Linked DNA regions of Mus musculus: region 1 is linked to region 2. Evidence: chromatin loops called from intact Hi-C (ENCODE). Cell type or tissue: left cerebral cortex. All regions are shown on one strand. Each heading gives the region's core, and the rest is flanking DNA. Links, peaks and the distances in the headings are about the cores only.

Evidence for each region. Hi-C counts contacts between places; a loop is a spot of excess contacts. Peaks named below come from ENCODE experiments on the same cell type or tissue, not always from the same donor. Only the 100,000 strongest peaks of a DNase experiment are listed, where the experiment ranks them.
Region 1: it touches region 2 in a loop (2.1-fold over the local background); 2 of 42 quality-filtered maps call a loop at or near these places.

What each region holds. Positions count from the first base shown.
Region 1 is chr13:15,693,803-15,702,142 of GRCm38, reverse strand. The region is part of intron 10 of Gli3 (GLI-Kruppel family member GLI3); the gene reads right to left. Among named protein-coding and RNA genes, the nearest start is that of 4933412O06Rik, 100 kb to the left of the region's middle. In left cerebral cortex, for the core only: no CTCF peak of the experiment used is centred there; a DNase peak (open chromatin) is centred at 3,658.
Region 2 is chr13:15,636,403-15,644,742 of GRCm38, reverse strand. Gli3 (GLI-Kruppel family member GLI3) reads right to left here. Exons shown (of 15, transcript NM_008130.3): 5 at 3,469-3,674; 6 at 303-449. Among named protein-coding and RNA genes, the nearest start is that of 4933412O06Rik, 160 kb to the left of the region's middle. In left cerebral cortex, for the core only: no CTCF peak of the experiment used is centred there; DNase peaks (open chromatin) are centred at 2,847, 3,293 and 6,391.

The sequences.
Region 1 (8,340 bases), core at 330-8,329, 57 kb before region 2:
TTCTCAGTCACCAGCCACCCTCGTGAGCAGTGCTTCTCTTGAATGTTTCAATCTGTTAGTGCTGCTATATACAGGAAGACTTATAACATTCCTTATGTACTATTAAGTGCCACCTTCATAGACGTTTACAGGAAGAATGCAAGTTTAGCCATTAGTCTATGTAGTGGCTATTCCTGGTTGTCAACTTGACTATATTTGGAATGAACTACAATCCAGAATTGGAAGGCTCACCAGTGACCCTTATCTGGAGGCTTGGAGATAGAAGTTTCTGATCTGGATCTTGGTATGGAGATCTTGAGGCATAGTGGCTATGGATTCCAGAAGATTAAATCTCCGAGTTCAAGGTCATCTGGGATTAAAAGGTGTGTGGTGGAACACACCTTTGATCTGGGCTATACCTTCTGCTGGAGACAATATAAGGACATTGGAAGAAGGGAGTCTAGCTCTTGCTCCCTCGCCTGCTTGCTGTGTGGGACTGAGTAACTGCTAGATCTTTGGACTTCAATTCACAGCCATTCACTGAACCATTGTTGGGAATTGGACTGCAGACTGTAAGTTATCAATAAATTCCTTTACTATATAGAGACTATCCATAAGTTCTGTGACTCTAAAGAACCCTAACTAATACAGTCTATATATACAAACTGTCCTGTGGATAATAAAAGTGAGCGAAGCATTTTTTTTTTTTTCTGAGAAGGTAATACTTGAAACATGTAGGAACAAATAAAATAAAATGGGAAATGTGCTAAAAACAACAGACAAACGAACAAACAAACCAAGAAGGAAGAAAGGAAGGTTACACAACTGAGATGAATCCAGAGCAAACAGAGAAGAACATCACAGAGCAGTGGTTCTCAGCTTTCCTAATGCTTCGAGCCTTTAATGCAGTTCCTGATGTTCTGGAGACCCCAACCATGAAATCATTTTGTTGCTACTTCATAACTATAATTTTCCTACTGTTGTGAATCATAATGTAAATATCTGATGTTCAGGGAACCTGGTATGTGACCCTCAAAGGGATTAAGACTCACAGGTTACAAAACACCTTTATAGAAGAAAGGATTAGAGATAGAGGCTCAAGGTCATCAAGAGTATAGTGAAAAGTGATGTCAAGAGTAGTGACTGTGAGTGTGCGCCTGTGAGTGTGCATCTGAGTGTGCATGTATTTGCTACTGAGGTAGCATAGGGGAAGCTGTAGAGGTGACGACTACTCTAGGACACTCAGGTCCCAGGTAAACAAATACTCTTAGCAGACTTCTCATACTTGATTCTGGTTCTGATTACTCCACTGCAGTCCAATCCTACTCTGCTCTCTATTTACCAACGGTCTCTATAACTTGTAACGCATTACAGCTTGATTTACTCAATGAACTTAATACTTATTACACTGCTGACCCTTACCAGAATGTGGATTTTGTAAATAATAAAAAAAAAAATCTAGCTGTTTTGTTTAAATGATGTATTCCAACTGCTACGAAATTCAGGGCCACGACTTATATACCAACAAGCCAGGTTCCGCCACCTGCTCTCAGCAAGCCAATTGCAAGAGCCAAATTAAGTAGGAAAGGCAGAAAAAGAAGATTTACTTCATATGGCCACTCTGGGAAGAGGGAAAAAAGTACTGTGATCCATGAGTTGAGTCTACCTTCAGGTCTTGACTTGAGATGAACATTTATGTAGAAGGCCACAGTTAGACTGATCAACTAAACAGGTTCTAGTGAATAAGGTCCTATCCACCACTGATCCATATGTGTTTCTGTTTTACCCTTCAGCATACTTGTCTGACAACTTGGAATACTCTTTGTTTTCTGGTTGGCCCAGACTTTATGCTTTTTTTTCTTCTTAATGTGAGATTCCTGAGGACACTAATTTATTATTTATTCTAATTTATTGGGGTACAGTGTTTCTATCATCTGATAACCAAAATGAAGAACAAGGGTGTCTGAAACAATATCTAGCACATAGCAAAAACCAGGTCACTATTTGCTTTAGGAATGTGCTGTGCTGTTGGAACAAACGTGGCCCCAGCCCTAGCACTCCAGTCTGTTTTGCCTTAGAGTTGTATGCTGGGGATCCAGAAGCCAGAGAAAGGAAAACAATCTCTTGTGATTGTCCTCCTCTCAACAATCTGAAGGCTTCCATAAGAGACACCCTTAGGCCCTTCCCATAAAAGCCACCTTTAGCATTGCAAGTGTAGAATAAAATCTTTGATTCAGAAAGACACAATTTGCGTGCCTTACTTAGTTCCCATTTGTTACCAATGAAAAGAATGCTAAAATTTATTTTTTGCCCAGTAAAGTAATGTTAACATGATTTGAAGTTAAGGACTTTGAAATGAAGTGGCAATCTGTACTGTTAGAATTATGCTCAGCTGGCAGCAGAGAGCAAATTATCTGATGTTTTATAGTAAGTTTGTCTTGAAATAATTTAAAAGCTTTAGATGGAGGAGAGAAAAAAGCCTAGTTCCTTGCATGAAGCTACCCTGGCATTGTCCCCTGGCTATTGCTCCGGCTCACGCTTTACTCCAAGACTTCTTCTCCTTGCAGTACTGTTAAATACAAAAGACCAAAGGGCATATTTTTCTCTTTAATTTGCTTGTGGAAATCTCATTAATGTCATGGAAATTTTGCCTCACCATAACTAAAGTGTTTGAAGAAAGAGAAATCAGGAAGTAAGGTTGGTCACATAAATTTCCATTGGAGAAATAGAAGAGTAAAGTGCTTTACATAGGAACGCTGTAGCTGCAAATGGCCAAGGCTGAAACTTGGAAATCGGAAAAAAGAAAAAAAAAATAGTGAAGGCTGTGGGCTGTGCAGAGTGGTGGTTTACCCCGGAGAACTGGCAAGGCGGCCTGCCTGGAGCTCGTCATTTCAACCCTCATGTAGCAGGGACATTCCCAAGGTTAGCTGACTTCTTCATTTGCAGCCATTCCTGTTTTTGTTTCATTTTATTTTGCAATCACCTCGTCAACAAAATAAGAAGTCCATCCCCATTTATTCCTAGAAATATGTTTCTAGTTTGGAGAATGTTCCCATAAAACTTACTTTTACAAGCATATTTTCATAGGAACATTTGGCTAGTAAAGCATTCGACGTTCTAAAACTTTCACTGGAGTCTTTTCTTTGACCCTTCAAGCACATGCATTCAAAATATAGACGGCTTCCATAATGGTCTCCACATTGCACGCAAACAGAAAATTAATAAGATGTGGTTTGATATTGGTGAATTACAATGTTCTCTAGTAAGTGCATTACAAAATAAACCAGATAAGAGACAACTGAACTTGGTTGCTTGAATCTTATAGGACATAATCTTTTATCATTGTTTTTTTAATCTTAATTTAGATTACAAACTATCCTCTCCATTATTTCATTTATCACATAGCACAAACATAATACAGTCATTAAGAAAATATTCTGCCATAGAAAGGCAGCAACCTGGCTGCCAGCCCTCTGGTATCTAGGCCCTTCCTACCCGCAATGATGGATGCCCATCAGCTGTACAGGCCATGGGAGTATGGCAGCCGATTCGTAGTCATTCTTACCATTGCTTTTTCATCTCAGTTTCTAGGGAGCTGGCATGTAGGTTACACTGACAGTCTTTCCCTGGTTGCTTCCTCTTCATTTCTTACCTCCCACAGGAGACAAGTTGAGAAAGTTACTGGTAGTGTACAGGGTGAGCTTCTGGCACAGAGCCCAGTCCTAAACTCTCTCTCTCTCTCCCCACAGACATGAGAGTGTGCGGAAAGTGTAGTCTGCTCACTTGAGCCAAAGGGTTCTCTAGAATTTGAAACTATCCTTTGTTTCTTTCACTGACCTATGGGGGGAAATATATATATATATATATATATATATACACATATATACATATATATGTATATATATGTATAGACAAAAAGAAGGCAACAATGTAACTATAAAGGATGAAAAGGAGCAAGGGAAAGAGAAAGGTGCTTGCTATGATTTCATTATTTTACAGTAACAATGGAAGTCCATTAAGACGAAGCCATTGCTTCCTAGCCAAAAGAACAGAATCTACCTCTGGGGAGACATGCAGGTTTCCCCTCCTCCCATAAGAGTTAATCTAGTTGATCTGGTCAATCACTTAGTCAAAAACTAGCTAACCAACCATCCAACCAACCAATCAAATAAACAACAACAAACATCTCTTAGAAAGGCAGGTTTGTACCTCACAGGAAGACTAACAGTGTCAACTAATCTAATTCCTGAGAGCTCTCAGGGACTGAGCCAATCAAGGAGCATACAGAGGCTGGACTATGGTCCCTGGCATGCATGTAGCCTAATCCTGCAGATTGATGGGACAGGGTGGGGGGATATTGAAGGGGAGGGGGATCGAGGAGAGGGTTTATGTGAAGGTTGATTGGAAGGGGGCAGCGTCTGGGATGTAAATACACAAATTAATTACTTAATAAAAAATGAAAGGTGGGTTCGATTTATACATGCAAAAGACAGAGAAGGGACCATCATCTCTTTAAGGAAATAATGCACTTTTCCTCTCAAACCTGCTGAGACTCAGTTGTAACCTTGTCCTTTTTGTGTCTTCTGTATTTTTCTTTTGGATGTTGGCCAGAGCCCAGGTAGCAGCTTTGCCTGGTAGTCTGTGCTTCCTTACCACATCTGTGATGCTCTTCTCCTCACCATGCGGCCGAGTTTCATGCTAGCTTAACTCAAACTCTATCAGTTTCCTTCCTCCTCTCATCCACCACGTAGCAGCCACAATTTACAGCTTGTCTATTTTGGGGCTGTTCTTTTAGAAATTTTACTCAAACCTCTTTTTTAACTCATTCTTACATTCTTTTATTAATTGTAGCCTCCATGAGAGGACCTTGATTTTTTTTTAATAAAAGTATGATTTACAGACTCCTCCTACTCTTGTAGGAGTTTAATCCTCTAGGTCATATTTCATTGATATTAAGGGGAGTGAAATATTAAGTGTGATTATCAAGTTGAGAGAAGTGGGCTTGGGAAATCAATCATGTTAGGTCATTAGGTTGGAGGTCCAATGACTGTGTTCTAGAGTGTGTGTGTGTACATACATACACTATATATATATATATATATATATATATATATATATATATATATGATTTATATTGTAATTTCTCTTTACTGTTTCTGAACCATCACTCTTAAAAAGAGCTTGGTAACATCTTTGAATGTTTTCCTCTTTCTTTAAAGTTGTCGGTTATTTGCTTTTTCTTCAAGACAGCACAGAGAAAAGACCTCCATTCCTAGGGCTAGGACCAACTCTCCTCCCTGGAGACCTTGCAGAGCACCAGCATCTCCACCCAGTGTAAACTGTATCTTTAAAATCCTCAACACGGAGAATCCCCATGGGCTAGTGAACCACTGGCTTCTATACAAAGAAAATACTGTCTTTTGCTCCAAAGAGCTTTGTGCATCAATTTAAACACAGTAAGACAGACACAATACCCCAGAGAGGAAAACCTACCTTATTACATTCCTGACCTACGAGAAAGGATTTGCCTGTAGGACATAAAAGGAGCCAAAGGGAGAGTGAAAGACAGTTTCCTAATCCTAAACATAAAAAACACTTTATAATGCAGCATGACAATGCTTTAAACGCTGGCATAACTGTAAGATGTATATATAATATGGTACAAGGAAGGTAAGGCAACTTGCTCTGGGGCCTTGGACAGGCTCTCCTGTAATATTCTACTGTAGGCTTTCTGCATTTATGCATGCTTGGGGAATCCTGAGAGGGAGGTAATGTGATATTATTAGCTTAATTTCTTAGTGAGACCACATCTTGTTCTGGTGTGATTTGATGCATCCATATGTGGCAAGTGTGGCAAGGGAACAGAGCCTTCCGAAGAGTGCTTCATGGATCTTCTTCGAGTTCCAGTGCAAGTCCATGAAGCCATGTAGTGGAAGTCCTTTCTTCAAACAAGAATGACATTGCTGGGAGAGATGCTGTTGTATTCTTAGCTGTAAGCAGGGCTGGATTCACTGATTTCCTTTTCTGTCTACACAAAAATATTTTCTAATAAAGGTCTCTCTCTCTCTCTCTCTCTCTCTCTCTCTCTCTCTCTCTCTCTCTCTCAAAAAAAAAGCATCCATGGCTATAGGGCTAGAAAGTGATAAAGACACCTGACACATCTGGATAGTTCAGCTGCATTTTCCTTCTTTAATATCAGATATAGAAAGAAATTAACAATTTCTTAAATGTAAATTTCTGACATATTCTTAAATGTAGGAGCTTTACCAACTTTATAGACTGACACTTTCACACTTGGTTTGCCTGTTAACATGGGGATTTGTCAGAGTCCACTTTTATTAAAGTGAATACCATTGGTAAGGCTGAAAGAAGCCAAGGATTATTTTAGTACACAAAAGATCAGGTCACCACTGCTCTTTGCAAAGTTGAAAGACATACACAGCGAAACAGAGACTCAGCAAGAATGAGTGACTAAGAGCAATCCAGCTCAACACCACGTCCTTACTTTGAGTATCACAATTTCCCCAGCAATGGCCTGCTCCATATTCTGCAAGTGTTTGCATGTGCATAGATTTGACCTCTTTTACAGGGGGGGATTCCTGGTTCTAGGATCTGCATCTCACTACCCTGGTACTCCCAGCCTTTATACCTACAGAGTAGGTGCCTATGAAGTTGTGTTCCCTAAAACAGCACGGATGGAGAATGTGACTTAGTAACATGCTCTACATTTCTTTGCTAGAGAACGCTGACAACGCGTCAGTGCTCCTGGAGGATCTCCTCCACTGCATTTCTTCGGAGGTATTCACAGCAGAGGTGAAAATCTGTCAAGTGTATCTCAAAGGACACTATGTCCTTTAAACATATTTGTCAAGAAAGCGTTTATGTTTCTTACCTAGAAAGATTTGTAAAACCCATTGAAAAGATTTAAGATGTGCTGTAAATAGCTGCTTCTCAATATGGCAGGGTGTAAGTTCTGTCAAAAGAAATTGCTAATGAAATATTATTAGGTCCTATTCCACAGCCACGTGTTAAATAATTTTACCTTCTTTAGTGTCTCAAAAATAAATTTCATTTTGATCTCTAATGCCTCTCATCAGACCATAAACTATAAAATGTGTTGCTCTTAGGAAGAAAGGAAAATAATGAATCGTGGTATTTCAAAGGACAACTTAACTTCATTGGCTTGAATTTTGGATAGCCTTAACGTAATATTGGCATAGAAGAGATTAAACTCATACAGTTATTTAATGCTTCGGCAGTGAATACTTTTACTTCAATGAATACATCAGTCAACAAACTATTCATCAGTCTTGGATACCAACAGTCAAAGCACTTCTCTGATACATAAAAGAAGTAAACAGTAAGAGCCAAGACTTTCAATTATTTTGTTTCTCTTTGCTTATTTTTTTCATGCCAACCTCCTTCACTATTGATTTAGATACATTTCCCCACATAACTTTCTAGTCTCTTTGGAATAAGGTGAATATGTGTATTTTGCTACGTTTTCTACATTTATACTTAGATAATCATGAAAGATACTATTTATGCAGGTAGTGCTTCTTGTTGAAGAAAACAGACAAGTACATTCTTCACTTTGGATTACATGTGATTTCATGAGGACATTATTATCAATTGATGTGGAACTATAGACAGTAAAAGTATAAAGAAAAGAAAAGGATGACATGCAGGCACAATCATCCAGAGGTTCCAGGTAATAATCCTGGCATAGTTGAAGACAGTATTAGAATATTAAGAGACACTCTAAACACCTGTGGGAAAGCCCATATTTGGGTCACTTACAGTGCTAGCAGGAGACACTGGCTATAAAGCCCTTTCCACCTGGCAAGCCACAGGGCAGAAGTAAGTCTCTACTGCCAGGAGCTCCCCTGCTCAATCTGAGGTCTGCAGTCTTAGACCTGAGACCCACTCTCTCAGCAAGCCTGAAGCAATTGGCAGAGAACTATTACTGGACACAAGGTCTTGCTACAGCAAGAAAATGGAACATTGAAATAGATCTGCAGAGGGTTTATCAAACAGAAAACCTTACTTTCATGGAGGTTTGAAGTGACACCTGGGATATGGGAAAGAAGGAAAGATCTGAACAGGGACAGGACCAACCTCCACAACTAGAACCTTAAAGGAATGGAGTGCGACCAGCATGAGTGATGCCATCTCTGGGGACTCAGCCACAAACTGGTCCAGGATCTGTAACCCACTTATACACAAGTAGGCTTATCTTTAGGAGGGGAGCACTGGCTACTGCAGAGCTGTCCGGAATAAAACAGGCTTCTAGAAACTAGGAGCGTATTCCAGAGATCCCTGAGGCTGAGTCCAGCAATCAGGCTGGCCAGTTTCTATACA
Region 2 (8,340 bases), core at 162-8,161:
CTACTATCTAAAGGATAAAAATCCATGAAGCGGCCACACAAAATCCAAGAGGAATCTGTTCCTTTCTTTTCTTATTACAAGAAGCAGAACAGAATAATTTGTTGACCAACTACATTTCTAGTATTGCTACCAAGCTACAATTCGCTGCACATTTCAGTTCACCAGGAGGCTAAGGTCACCTCAGGGTGGTTCCTTCTTACTTTAGATTGGAAATTTAGCTTAACCTTTGCAGCTTGCTCTCCATTTTCCTACTTAGCTTCTGCTCCTCTCCCGGCTCTCCAGCAACCAGCCCTGTCACTTACTGTCCATGGCATGAAGGTACTCCATATGGATGGCCCCTGCACCAGCAGTGGCAGCTGAGGGAAGGATGTCTGCATAAGGGCTGCGCTGGCCTGTCAGCAGAGCCATCTGGTGATAGTATTCCGCAGGGCTGACTCCAGCATGGGGAGCTACAAGAAGAAACAAGACAGTGACAATTGCAAGACAGACAAGGAGACACTGTTTTGGAAGTATTCTAAGCCTACTTGCCATTTAACCTTCAAACACAATTCTTTTATGACTTGTGCAATAAAGCTGTTCTACGTATGCATTCATTTGCATCATGTCTTTATCTGGAAGGAAAAACTGGAGGAATAAAAATAGTAAAATACATTATAAAAGTTTTGGTTTTTGTTAAATTATCATGAATTCGAATTTTTATATAGTCATGTATCTCTTAAGATGGGACACATTGTAAGAGACATGTAATTCAGGTAATTTTGTCATTTTGGGATCACAGAGGAGACATGTATATACTAAGAAAGCAAAGATGTTAACTAGACAGTGTAATTTATGGGGAGTCCAATATACATAACTTTGTCCCAGTGTTGGTACCAAATTAAGCTGTATGTACACGGTCATGATTGACTCCCTCGCCTGCAAAGGAAATAGTTTCCTAAAGATAATTACTGTATGTTCATACTTTTTAAAATAGTAGACAATGCAGACAACTGAGATATCTTTCCAGACATACTTAAAATACTTCCCCAGGCTCCTGACAGGAGTGTCTGAGTTAACACTCACTAACAGAAGAAGTCAGAGTTTACAGGAAAGAGGAAAAGAGCAGCACCCACTACTGACACACAACTGCATGATAAGCCGCAATTTCATGTTCCAGAATTTACAAGCTCTCCTTTTCCCTTTTCTCCCACCACTACAAAATCAAAAAGAAAATGTACCTATCACTCTGGAACAATTTCCTGGCAAGAGTCATTCTCACATGAGTGGGATAATAATTAGTTTCCACCTGCCAATTTACGTGCAAAAGCAGCACTTCTGAGGGAGGCCTCTAGATTTTCAGAAATCTGGATTCAGAAAGTTTCATGAAGCAGCTAGGAGCCAGAAGTCAAGTCACATTCATAAAGTGCTTAGGGACAGCATTTGAGCAGAGACACTTTACTAGCTACAGCAAAAAGTCCTAGCAACAGATGGTTTCAATTGGTGTCCACATGGAATACTTTTTATGCATGATACATAGCACAAATGAGTATCTTTAAAGTATTAGACTACAAGAGGAATTATATTATATTAATTATATTACTGAAATGATCTGACTGGGTAGTATGATGCTTTGAGTTAGAATGGACTCCAGAAGTGAATAAGCTTGACTATTCTCTCCCCAGTTAGTGGAACTGTTTGGGGAGGACTAGGAAGTGTGGCCTTATTGGAGGAAATGTTTCATTGCAGATAAGAGTTGAAATTTCAAAAGCTCACACCATTGCTAATTCTCTCTCTCCCTCCCTCCTACTTCTGGTCGTGGGAAGTTCTCAGTGACTGTACCATTGCTATGTCTGCCTGCCTCCTGTCAGGATAGTCAGTCTATCCCTATGTAACTGTAAGCCCAAATAAATTCTTCTATTAGTTACCTTGCTCATGGTACCTCCTCATAGCAGTGGAAAAGTAACTTAGACTCTTATTAATTAGAGTCTCATGAGGCAGGAAAGGGAAGGCAGAACCACCAATCAACCAATGGATATTTAATTCACGATAATTAAATGCAGACAACAGGCATGATTTCCATTCAGTAACTACAACTACCAAGTCCTCAGCCAGTCAAATTTCTGCAAGTCAGGTACAGCAACTCCAATTGCACCTTGAGCCTATTTCTTATCTCCTTATCCATTTTCCTTATGTTTGGTTCTATTTACTACATAACATCCTTTATCACAAAATCAAATTCCAAGCAGAAAAGTTTAATCATGTTTTTACTTTTTGTAGGTTTTTAAAATGTCAATATTGCTCAAATGAGAAAAAATGTATCTCTTGGCTACATTACGAAAATATTCGCTATACGGAATTTTTAAAAAGGAAATACATAAGGGAGTAATTATTTGTAGAAGCCGGATATTCCTGGACATACATGAGAATGAACGAGTCCTCAGAAACTTCATACAGCTGACACTGTGTACAGTCTCAGATTATAGTTCCAATGTTAGAATTAGAGGTATGGAAGTTGTAGCAGAGAGTTTAGTGAAATGAACTTCACAGTATCTCTTTACTATGTAACACCAGCAGTGACTTATATTCTATAATAAAGCATGCAAACACAGCCCCCACCAGCAATTACTAAAGCTTGTTTAGTTTTGTATCTTAATGAAAAGTTGAGCCTTTGTAGGCAAACATTTATATATACCTAGAAGACACATTCAATATTTCAACAAGCCTTAAGGAATAGGCTGATAGGATGTTATGAATAGCCGGCTCCAAATGAAGCCTGCATTTGAAGTCTAAAATGAGCATCAGGAATTACAGGAATAAAGTCTAGCTTGTTCTTAGTTCTCAATGTTCTAGTTTTACTTGGCATGCTCAGAGGCTGAAGGTACACTTAAGAATGGGTCCTTTTCCTCCCCTAAGCTCTTGCTACTTATATCACGGCCCACCATAGGCCAACAGCCTTAACATCACCTGGAAGCTTCTATCAGATTAAAGACTCAGGTCCCCCACTCCACACTGGTCTGCCCCAAGAACTATCAGTTTTATCAGGATCCCCATACACAGTGGTGTGTCAAGCTCTGTTCTCAGAGACATATCTGTAAAAATGTGTCTTTCTGATATACAGAACATAAGAGCATTCATTAGAAAATGGGCAAGGCACTCAGGGAATTCATACTGTCATGGGAATACCTGAAGGGCTTGCCTAATCATGTGTGGAGTGCAGAAGAGGAGGGCATTTATGGCAGGGAGGTGAGTCCATCAGATCTTGCTATGAATCCCAATTTGATTACTCTCTAAATTTAATTCCTCTCTATATTGCTATTCTTACAAAACTATGGACACCACCACCCACAAAGCAGTGCTATAAGCTGAAATTAAATTTTGAACTTAAAGCATTTTCTTTCCTCGGTGTCTGTCATGTGGGAAAATCTTCACATATGCTGGATCTGCTTTATACAGTGTTGCAAGGGAAATACAAACGTGTCTGAGACTTACCATCTGTAGGGCTCAGCCCTCGGGCAGCAGAGATCATGGAGAGGGATGGGCTGCTGTGCAATGAGCGGATGTAGTCCATATATGGGTTGATGTAGGGGTGTGGGGGGCTGAAGGGGGACTCTGAGGCTGCAGTGGGATTACGGTGTGGGGAGATCCTAATGAAGGGCAAGTCTGGATACGTCGGGCTACTAGATAAGGCAGAAGGCCTGGAAACAGAAAAAGAGACACAAGAGATAGCATGAGGCAAACATCTCATATGTAAAGAAACATACACATGTTCTTCATATGCCGTGAAGAAGCATGAGATTTTAAATAAACTCAAGGAGCCTTGGGAAAACTTTTTTTTTAGCATTCTTACCTTTTTAAAACCAATTTTTAGCATTCTTACCTTAATATATAAGGATGGTGTAATCCGGATAGAATACTATCAAATTAGCTGAGCAAAGAAAACAGAGTCCTGAGCTACTTCACAGTACTCTGAAGATAGGTTAAAACAAACAAACAAGCAGACAAAAAGCCAGCCTTGATCAGGTATGGTAACTGTAATACCAGAAACCAGGAGTCTAAGGCATACGGGTCATGACTTTGAGACCTATGGTATAGTTATTAATTCAAGGCCACCCTAAGAGATTGTCTCAAAACTGGATGAGGTTTTAGCTCAGTGATCGCACATCTGCTTATCATGCACAGGGCCCTGGGTTTGATCCCTAATGTAACACACACATACTAAGTCAGCCATTAGCTTGCAGAAAATCTTAACAGCTAACTGAACAACTGAACCAAATATTAATGGGAGCATTTAAGACTGACTTCTTACTTTGTAGTGCTTCATTATTAAACAAAACAGAATGTGTCTAGCTTGAGCCTCTAGATGGCAAAGCTGCCCATAAGAGTGAAGACCAAAGGCAAACTGTAAGCAATGTGAAGTCTGTTTCTATACCTGTGTACCTGCTTCCAGTGGGCTTGCAGGTAAAGATAACCAATTTCCAGTGTTTAAAAGCAACTTCTCTTTTCCATGAGGCAATATTCAGAACTGGGTTTCTGCTACAACTCATTTTTCCCATGGATCCTTATTAATTATGTTTAGTAAGAAGCCAACAACTGAGAAAACCTGGGCTTAGTCATCTGGTAAAGAATCAGGGTTTCATCAAACCCAGGCCCCGGTAGTGATGTGATAATGGAAGAGGCTTGCTTTCCTGAAGTGCAAACCTACAGAGCTCTCTGATGTATCTGATCTCAGAGAGACATGTCTAAAACTTCAACCTCACCACACATTCAGCCAACCATTGGCAACCCAGGGACAGTCATGTCTAGAACACAGATCTGCAAAGCCTTGCACCAGTGCGCTCCTTCCCTAATAGATGCCTCCAGGAAATGATACAGGGAACTGGCTATGACAGGTTAAACTCTGTACTCACTGCCTGTGATAGTGAGCAGGCATGTGGAGAACAGACTGAGAGAGGCAGAGCCACTGAGAGCACATGGTTAGGAGGGAAACCAAAGAGTGAAAAACACCATTTCCCTCTTCCCAGGGAAGCAAAGACACTGCCACTGGGCCCCTGGCTCTGTCATCCTGTCAGAGTAGGATCATAATGGAAATGGCTCCAGCAAGTAGACTGGGCAGGGCATATGAAGCAAAGACCCAGTGTTCCGAAACAAGGTGCTGGCTGTGTGAGGATTTTCTCATGTAATTTTGATACTTGGAGTTCCTTCTGGAGAAATACACTAAAATTTCAGTTTCCTAAATTTATACACAAATAGTAAGAAGTGTCTATCGCACAGTTCTTAGCATCTAGAAAAGTGCAGCAATGCACTTATATAATACTTGAATGTAACACATGGACAGTTACTGGATGCTATGCACACTATGTGTCATTTTGAAAAGTTAAAAGGCCTTTATTCCATCTAACAAAGTAAACAGAAACTGGCAGAAGCTGTACCACAGGAGTTCACTTCATGTCTCTGGAAAACCACCCCCTACCCTCCAAGTACCCTTCTATGGCTTGTTAAATCAAACTCCATTCAGACATGTTAGGTCACTTACAGAGTACAGGGCAAGCTCACATTCATTTCTACCCGACAGAATGGTCAATCCTTCTACCAGTTTGATTAAAAAGTAATCTATAAAACATAAACCTTATGCTGAGATACAAGCGCGCACACACACAGTAATCACTTCACTGAGTCCTTGACAAGACACCTCTGGGATACACCATGGTGGTCCCAGCAGACTACACACTGCTAAACGATATGAACTACACACTAGTGGAGAATTTCACCCTTCTTAGCAGGTTGCTCTGTTTGTAATTTTGAGAAAGATGAAAACTTATTCTGGTTCTTATATTCTGTCCTCATCAGCCCAAATTCCACCTATAAGAATCATGCCCATGAAGACAAACCTACATTCATAAATATGTGGGGACCATGGAGAAATGGCTGGGGTGGCCACTAATCCCAGAGTAAGGCAAGGAGGTGGGATCTCCAAGGTTGGTCTCTTCCCTGCACCTTGAGGATGTGACAGGTGGTCTAGAGCTTCCTTCCGAGCTTTCACCTCAGGAAGACCCAGAGAACAACTAGGGACGCCTCTCAGAAGGATTCTAGATCTCACCACTCCATTCCTGAGGAGAGTGCTAGACTCAGGGCTATATACAGAAGAGTGAGAAGTATCAGCAGAAAGGAGAGTAATGCAAGACTTAGAGCTAAAGCTGCTACACTTTAACCTTTCAGACAGATGCACTCAGAGATAGGGGATCAGTGTTTACAAACAAGGTGACTGGGAGAAGCTTCAGAGAGGTGTGCACAACAGGCACCCTGCTCATTAACTGCCCTCGGGAAACAGGCCATCTGGTAAATGCAAGCCACCCACTTCTGCAAGAAAGTGTTTCACAATGGTGACACAGTGATGGCTCACCAGGAATCCTGGAGACAGGCACCAGACAGTCAGTAAGGGACAGTCTGAGGCCGGCAGCTCAGTAGCTGGCAGCTGTGTAACCTGGGCACCTCTGTACCCTCTTTGTGCTTTGCTGTCTGTGGGAATGAGGGGCGGTGGTGAACAGAAGTCCCATGATTGTGCCATACAAAGGCTCACTCAAAATACACACGGGAATCTATGCATTTGCACATGTAAAATCATATCATATTACATAAACAGGCCCATACATCAGGATTGACAAATATGAAATGCTATATAATTTCAAATCTTGAAATGCCTGGAGCCTTTGTTTTGACAGGTATAGTGATGCACACCTTTAATTATTTAATTAAAGCATTCCTGAAGCAGAGTCAGGCTGACCTCTGGGTTGGAGAGGGAGAGGGGAAGGGAGACTAGCTTTCAAAATTAAGCTGCAGTATAGATTTCTGATATTGCTGAACCGCACATAGGCAGACTCTTGCCATTTTCAATATTCTCTAAGGGCACAGCCCTTCGCTTAGTTGTTTCCTTAAATGTCTGCTCATTGATGAAAACCTTCCTCCTTCCCTACAGTGTATGTTCACTGCAGTAATGGATTTCATTGTGACGTTTTTACACATGTAAGTAAATGAACTTTGGTAATACCCATTTGCCATCATCCTCTTTTATCCTTCCTCCTCAGGTACACCATCGCAAATAGTTGCATTTTCATAGTTTAAAAAAATCTAGATTACATATGATAGAAAAATATATAATGTTTGCCTTTCTGAATCTTGAGTACAATTTTACATCCCATCTGTCTTCTTGGAAATGGCAAAGTCCTGCTTGTCTTTAAAAACTCATTTCTTTTCAGCATCATGTAATACCCCATTAATAAGATGAGCCACAGTTTACGAATCCATACCACTACTGAACGTATCTTGGTAACTGCAAACTTTGGCGATTATAATTACAGCTGCTGTAAGTATCTAGTTATAGTCTTCACAGTATCAACTGGAATATGAGTCTGTTTTGTACTCTTCTCTGAACAATCTACTTGGATTTTTTTTTAGAGCTCCTTTAAAGTCAAGTCAGAGAACCACATAGGGTGGCTAAGATTATGAGCTCACTAATGAAATGCAGGGCCTTTGAAGAAAGGACCTGGATGTGGGTTACAACTCACTCCTACTCATACATCAGTCTCCTGATCCATGAGGTAGGTGCATCGTGACACCAGCAGTTCCCTTCCTGCTGCTGTGAGCATTAGAAGGCACACATGCAAACCCAATGTCAAGAAATTTTGAAACTGGCCAACAAAACCTTTTCTCGATCCAATAATGTCCAAATGACAAGCTAGCTTCCAAGTACAGCAGTGGCTGCAAGTCCACTTTCCATACTGCTCCATCACCCTGTGTACTCTGTTAAAGCTGAGCTTCTGCATCAGAACCCATGATAGTTTGAATAAGGATATATGACGCCCACCCCCATAGGCTCATATATTTAAATGCTTGGTCATCAAGGAACAGCAGTAACTGGGAAGGGCTGGGAGATGTGGCCTAGTTGGAGGAAGTGTGTCATTGGAGGTAGGCTTTGAGGTTTTAAGGGCCCAAGCCTGCCCAAGTATCTCTTCCTGCTGACTGTGGATCCAGATAGAGAAGTCTCAGGTATATCTCTAGCAACATGTCTGCCTCTCTATCACTATGCTTCTTGCCATGGTAATGGACTAAACCTCTGAAACTATAAGCCAGCTTCAATTAAATGCTGCCTTTTAGAGGTTGCTGTGGTCATGGTGTCTCTTTACAGTAACTGAACACTGACTAAGACACCCTAGTAAGCTAGATTAGATGACACTTCCATAGTGTTGACAAAAGCAGAAACTTGCATGAAAATGGCTCAAACAGCCAGCTAACTGTATATGAATCAGTCTTTCAGTAAGGTCACTTCTGCCTTCGCCTAACAGTGCTGTTTCCAAAGCCTTGGTA